2 separate regions of the Homo sapiens genome follow, and region 2 is linked to region 1. A link is an interaction called in ENCODE POLR2A ChIA-PET data of the cell type or tissue named here. Cell type or tissue: GM12878. All regions are shown on one strand. Each heading gives the region's core, and the rest is flanking DNA. Links, peaks and the distances in the headings are about the cores only. Region 1 overlaps FSTL4 (follistatin like 4). Region 2 overlaps ZCCHC10 (zinc finger CCHC-type containing 10).

Region 1 (2,807 bases), core at 196-2,695:
GGGCGGGCTTTCTGGCAGGGAGTGGGAAGTCAGTGGAGCCAGACTGGGACCACTGGGAGGGCCTTCAAGGCTAGAGTAGCCAGTGGTTTTAGGCCAATGACAGGCATAAACACCGCCACAGGGTGCTGAGAGAAGGGGATAGTGACCCACTCACTTAGAAGTCACAGACCCCAGGGGACAGCGGCAGTGGGTTACCAAGTGGCACGACTTCCAGTACACCTGTCCATGTTTGTTTGGGGATTGTGAGAAGACTGTATCATATGTGTGTAACAGTCTCTTGGAATTTTCAGAGTTTTGTGGCTCAGTCAACACTGTCAGTGAAACGACATCATGTTAGCTAAAATATATCTTAAAGATAAGCCCATTGGTTTTGGCATTTATTGTTAATTGAATTTTCCCAGAAATGGCAGCAGAAAGATTGTTAATGTTCATGAATTTACATCAAGTTAAACATCTGTTCCTCTTAAGCTAAACTCCAGCAAAGTTACGGCAGCTCCTAAATTAGAGCTGGGAGTAAAATCCTGCTTGTTCTTTGCGCAGCTTAGCAGTTTCAAAATAGACCTCAGAATGACACATCACAACTGAGGCCCCTGTAACGCAGCCGCACTGAGCTATATAACATGGGTGCCAGACAATTAAGCCAGGTTTTTGCTTTGGTGGTGAAGATCGAAGCTTTGCTGGGGCAGCACATGACATGACTTACCAGGCTAATGGGGAAAGTGTGGGAACCAGTGTTGCTAATGTCTGGGGGACAGGCAGCCAAGAGGATGGGGGCATGTCCTGTCTCTCCCCTGGGCCTCTCTGGGGGGGTTCTCAGGTGAGGTTTGGGGATCTGAGCTCTAGCCACCCTGCCAGGTTGAAGAGGGGCTGGAGCCCAGTGACTGCAGCTCCAGAGAGTGGCTGGTTACTATGTGGTTTCTGCAGGGATGGCCTGTGTCTGGTTTGGGAAGAGAGATCCTCACCCCATTTGTTGGCATTCAGAGCAGACCCACCATCCCCCACCCAGGCAAGTCTTTCTTCCCCATGCCTTTGCCCCTAGGTCCACGCCCCCTTCCCCAAAGGGATTGCTTCCAGCAGTGGCAGCTGAGCTCTTTCATGATGTTGAGCCATGTCCTGCGTTCCCCTCTCCAGTACATTTTGGATATTCTTCAAAGGGGGACTCCTGAGAGTAGAGTGACCCCAAGAAGGGAGATTCCAGCACCCCGGAGACTCATGGGGCTGTGGTCTTATAGTGGCCTGGGGATTCCCCCCACCCACCTTGACCCCACATTCTGCCTGTGTATAAAGCTGTCCCCAAGAACACAGATGGTCCACAGGGTCGGCTCTGTTCATTTACTGATCAGAGCCGGGGCAAAAAACAGGGTCTTTCCTGAAGCTATGCCATAGCCAAATTCATCCACAGGCCTCCTTACCTGGGTGGCTGTTTCAAGCACAGGGCGCTCAGCTGGCCTCTTCACAGGGTGATCCACGGCTCTCCTGACCAGCAATGCCAAGACAAGAGGGCAGAAGCTTTCCTCCTCCTCTCCAGAAGCAATTCCCAGGCAGCTGCCTTGTGCCCACCACACTTCTATGCAACCTAGTGTCCAGAGACCACCTTGCCACCACCCCTAGCCTGGCCATGCTGGAGTTCACTCCATGGGAACAGCATTGCAGGTTTTGGGTTGTCCCCACTGGGTGAGGTATGGAGGTCTGGGCTTCAGTGAGCATGGCCACATGTACCACATGGTCAGCATGCCCCCCAAGGAACTGACATGATGGGTGACACAGGCACTAGCCCCCTTCAGAGATCCAGACCCGTCACCATGGTGCAGGGTGGCTGGGATTGTCTCCTCTTCAGGGCAGGGCCGTAGCCACTCTCCAAGCCCACCTGCCACCTGTCTTCCACAGTCATACCGGTAACAGACACTGAATGAGCCCCTTCTATGTGTGGATGCTGGGCCAGGTGCTGGGGGTACACCTGTAAGCAAGGCCCCACTGCACTGGAGGAGCTCACAGTCTAACAGGGAGCCTGATGATCCACAGTGGATGAAAAAGTCACAGAAATTGAAGGCTGGAGAAGGCTGGCAAGAGAGAACAGGGCAGCACACGAGGGTGCCCGTTAGGCAGGATTGGTGTGTTAGGCGAGGGAGGCTGAAGGAGTTGGTGAAGAAACACCTTGCAGTGAGAGAGTAGGACGGGGCAGCAAGAGAGAGCCCACTTTCCCGCCCCACCACCATGCAGGTGCCTCACCCCTGGGATCCAAGGCTTGGGCCTTGACCACATGGCCTGTCTCCCTCTCAGAATCTGAGCTCCCGACAGCCTGTGTAGCACTTTCCACATTGCCCACATTACACAACGCCTCCCTCCCCTTGACTCTTCGGAGTCTCCCAGCCCCACCCACGCCTTTTACAGGAGCTTCACCTGCCACAGAATGAAGATGGTCCCTTTGAGCACAGTCTGGCAGGGGCACAAGTGGCTGATGGAATATTTACAATGTCTCCCTTGCTTCCCTTTGTTTTGCAATAGAAAGTGTTTCTTTGATGGACATTTAATTCCAGAGACTGCTACCTGCTACCTATCTCCCTTTGCTCAAAAATTAAATGTGGATGTGCCTGTTCTCCTGCTATAATCATCTTCCTCTGTGTGAAGGGAGTGCAGTGGGAATGAGAGAACATTAGAATCTTCAAAGAGGGACAATTATTGAGGGAACTAGATTAATGAGGTGTCATAACAACTTAGCCGGATCTGCGACTGACCTTTCTCATGGAGAACGGGCTTGATAAATGTAGTTCATTACCAAGTTCTGACATGAAAATAGGATCACACTC
Region 2 (2,807 bases), core at 218-2,717, 310 kb after region 1:
ATCAGTGTGAAATCATGGTTTTCAAAATATTAAATATAGATGTAAGTATGTATATTTGACAGGTGAGTAGGTGTGTGTGTTCCCTAGCTCTGTCCACTGACACTAACTGGAGCGCAATGTCCCAGTAACAGCAAGCACGTGTGTGCCCCCATGTTGGCTCCAAACATTATCAGATCACCTTGGAGAAATGGCTGGTTTCAGGCTGGAGCAGGGAAAATACAAACTGAGCCTATATTTTTTTGTTGTTGTACCAGAAATCAAGGAAATACCCAAATAATAAAGGAGCCATGTCAAAAGAACACATAATCCAGCTTGAAGGAGCTCCCACTGACCAAAACTGTGACAATTTGAGCCTCAGACTAAAAGATGGTGATGGATTATAACCCATTGAATAAAATGGAAAAACATTAATCCACACTCATGAATAAAGGAACTAAATATTTAATGAGGAGTAGGATATTTATGGATTTTCAAGTATTAGCCCACAAAATAATTATTAGTTATCAATTGCTGTGTAACAGATTACTCCTAAAATTTAGTGGCTTATAACAATAAATATCAATTCACAGTTTCCCTGGGTCAGGAATTGAGGAGTGACCTAGGCGAGTGGTTCTGACTCAGTCTCTCCCATGTGGTTGTGATCAGGATGTTGGCAGGGGCAGCAGTTATCTGAAGGCTTGACCAGAACTGGGAATCTGCTTCCAAGATGGTTCACTTACATGGCTATTGACAGCAGGGTAAGGTTCCTTGCCACATGGGTCATTGTGGAGGCTGCTTGAGTAACTTCATGACATGGCAGCTACTTGACCTAGTCTTCAAAGTCACACTCCCTCACCTTGCTTCATTCTGTTAGTTGGAAGCAAGTTGTGAAGTCCAAGCCACACCCAAGGAGAGGGGAATTACAATTCCACAAAATTTGTGAACATATTTTAAAACTGCCACAATTACAAAAGGATGAAAAGTAACTTTACAGGCCAAACGCGGTGGCTTCTGCCTGTAATCCCAGCACTTTGGGAGGCCAAGTCAGCCAGATCACTTGAGGTTAGGAGTTCGAGACCATCCTGGCCAACATGGTGAAACCCTGTATCTGCTAAAAATACAAAAATTAGCTGAGTGTGGTGGTGCGCACCTGTAATCCCAGCTACTCAGTAGGCTGAGGCAGGAGAATCTCTTGAGCCCAGGAGGCAGAGGCTGCAGTGAGCTGAGATCACGCCACTGCACTCCAGCCTGGGTGACAGAGCAAGACTTAGTCTCAAAAAAAAAAAAAAAAAAACCTCACAGTGGCGAAGTCTGGTAGGCACTCCTTAATCAAGGGATCAAAGTGAACATCATCAGTAATAAAACAAATTGAAATCTTATGTTAACCTGATAGGATACAATGAGAAGTACACAGCATCACTTCTGTTTTATTCCTGCCAAAGATACTCAGAGATATCAGATGTGATAGCCAGCCTCTAAGATGGACTATGATGATCTCTGTCTCCTGGTACACCCTTGTGTAATCACGCATTATACCATGGTTGGTCTGTGTGATCAGTAGAATACAGCAAAACTGATGGTCTTGGTCATTCACTCTGGGCGAAGCTGTGTTGTAAGCACTGTGGAAAGGCCAACATGGCAAGGAACTAAAGCCTTCTGCAAATAGCCACATGAGTGGGCTTGGAAGCAAATTTTCCAACTCAAATTGAAGCACACTGTGAAGATACCTGGCTTGCAATCTTCTAAAAGTGTCAAGATCATGAAAAGCAAGACGTGACTGAGGAACTCTTCCCTACTGAAGGAGACTAAAGAAATGTGACAAGTGCAACTGTGGTGCTGAACTGAATTTGCTATACGGGACGTTAAGACATTTGATGCAACTTAGGTGTGGTCTAAAGAATAAATAGGTCTGGGCGCGGTGGCTCACGCCTGTAATCCCAGCACTTTGGGAGGCTGGGGTGGGCGGATCATCTGAGGTCAGGAGTTCAAGACCAGCCTGACCAACATGGAGGAAACCCCCCCTTTACTAAAAATACAAAAAAAAATTAGCCAGGCGTGGTGGCACATGCCTGTAATCCCAGCTACTGGGGAGGCTGAGGCAGGAGAATTGCTTGAACCTGGGAGGCGGAGGTTGTAGCGAGCTGAAATCGCGCCATTGCACTCCAGCCTGGGCAACAAGAGCAAAACTCCGTCTCAAAAAAAAAAAAAAAAAAAAAAGAGTAAATAGTAGGAATGTATCAACATTAATTTCTTGATTTTGATTGATATATAGGAGAAAGTTCTAGTTTACAGAAAATATGCAGGAAAATATTCTGGGTTGATGAGGAATCAAGTGGGCAGCTTACAAATGATTCAGGAAAAATAATTATTTGAAACAGAGTTAGAACTTTTCTGTAAGGTTGTGACTGAAAATTTTTAAAAGCTATAATACATAAAGGAAAAGCAATATTGTAAATATTTTTTGGTATACTTGTGCATAGATTTCTATTGCATACAAGTAGAATTGCTGGGCCATAGAGTAAGCATATCTTTTCAACTATAGTAAATGGTTGTTTTTGAGGCTTTTTTTTTTCCCAAAATAGTTGTACCAATTTGTATTCTTATCAATAGTGGATGGATGTTTCTTTTCCTACATATATATATATTGTTTGAGATGGAGTCTTGCTTTGTTGCCCAGGCTGGAATGCAGTGGCGCAATCTTGGCTGGCCACAGCATCCGCCACCTGGGTTCAAGCGATTCTCCTGCCTCAGCCTCCCAAGTAGGTGGGACTACAGGCGCGCACCACCATGCCCAGCTAATTTTTGTATTTTTAGTAGAGACGAGGTTT

Evidence for each region. ChIA-PET counts read pairs that join two places held together with the same protein. Peaks named below come from ENCODE experiments on the same cell type or tissue, not always from the same donor. Only the 100,000 strongest peaks of a DNase experiment are listed, where the experiment ranks them.
Region 2: POLR2A ChIA-PET joins it to region 1 with 5 read pairs; 3 of 35 experiments call an interaction of 5 or more read pairs at or near these places.

Annotation. Positions count from the first base shown.
Region 1 is chr5:133,323,796-133,326,602 of GRCh38, reverse strand. The region is part of intron 4 of FSTL4 (follistatin like 4); the gene reads left to right. Among named protein-coding and RNA genes, the nearest start is that of CTB-3M24.3, 63 kb to the left of the region's middle. In GM12878, for the core only: no CTCF peak of the experiment used is centred there; a DNase peak (open chromatin) is centred at 1,196.
Region 2 is chr5:133,013,544-133,016,350 of GRCh38, reverse strand. The region is part of intron 2 of ZCCHC10 (zinc finger CCHC-type containing 10); the gene reads left to right. Among named protein-coding and RNA genes, the nearest start is that of ZCCHC10, 12 kb to the left of the region's middle. In GM12878, for the core only: no CTCF peak of the experiment used is centred there; no DNase peak of the experiment used is centred there.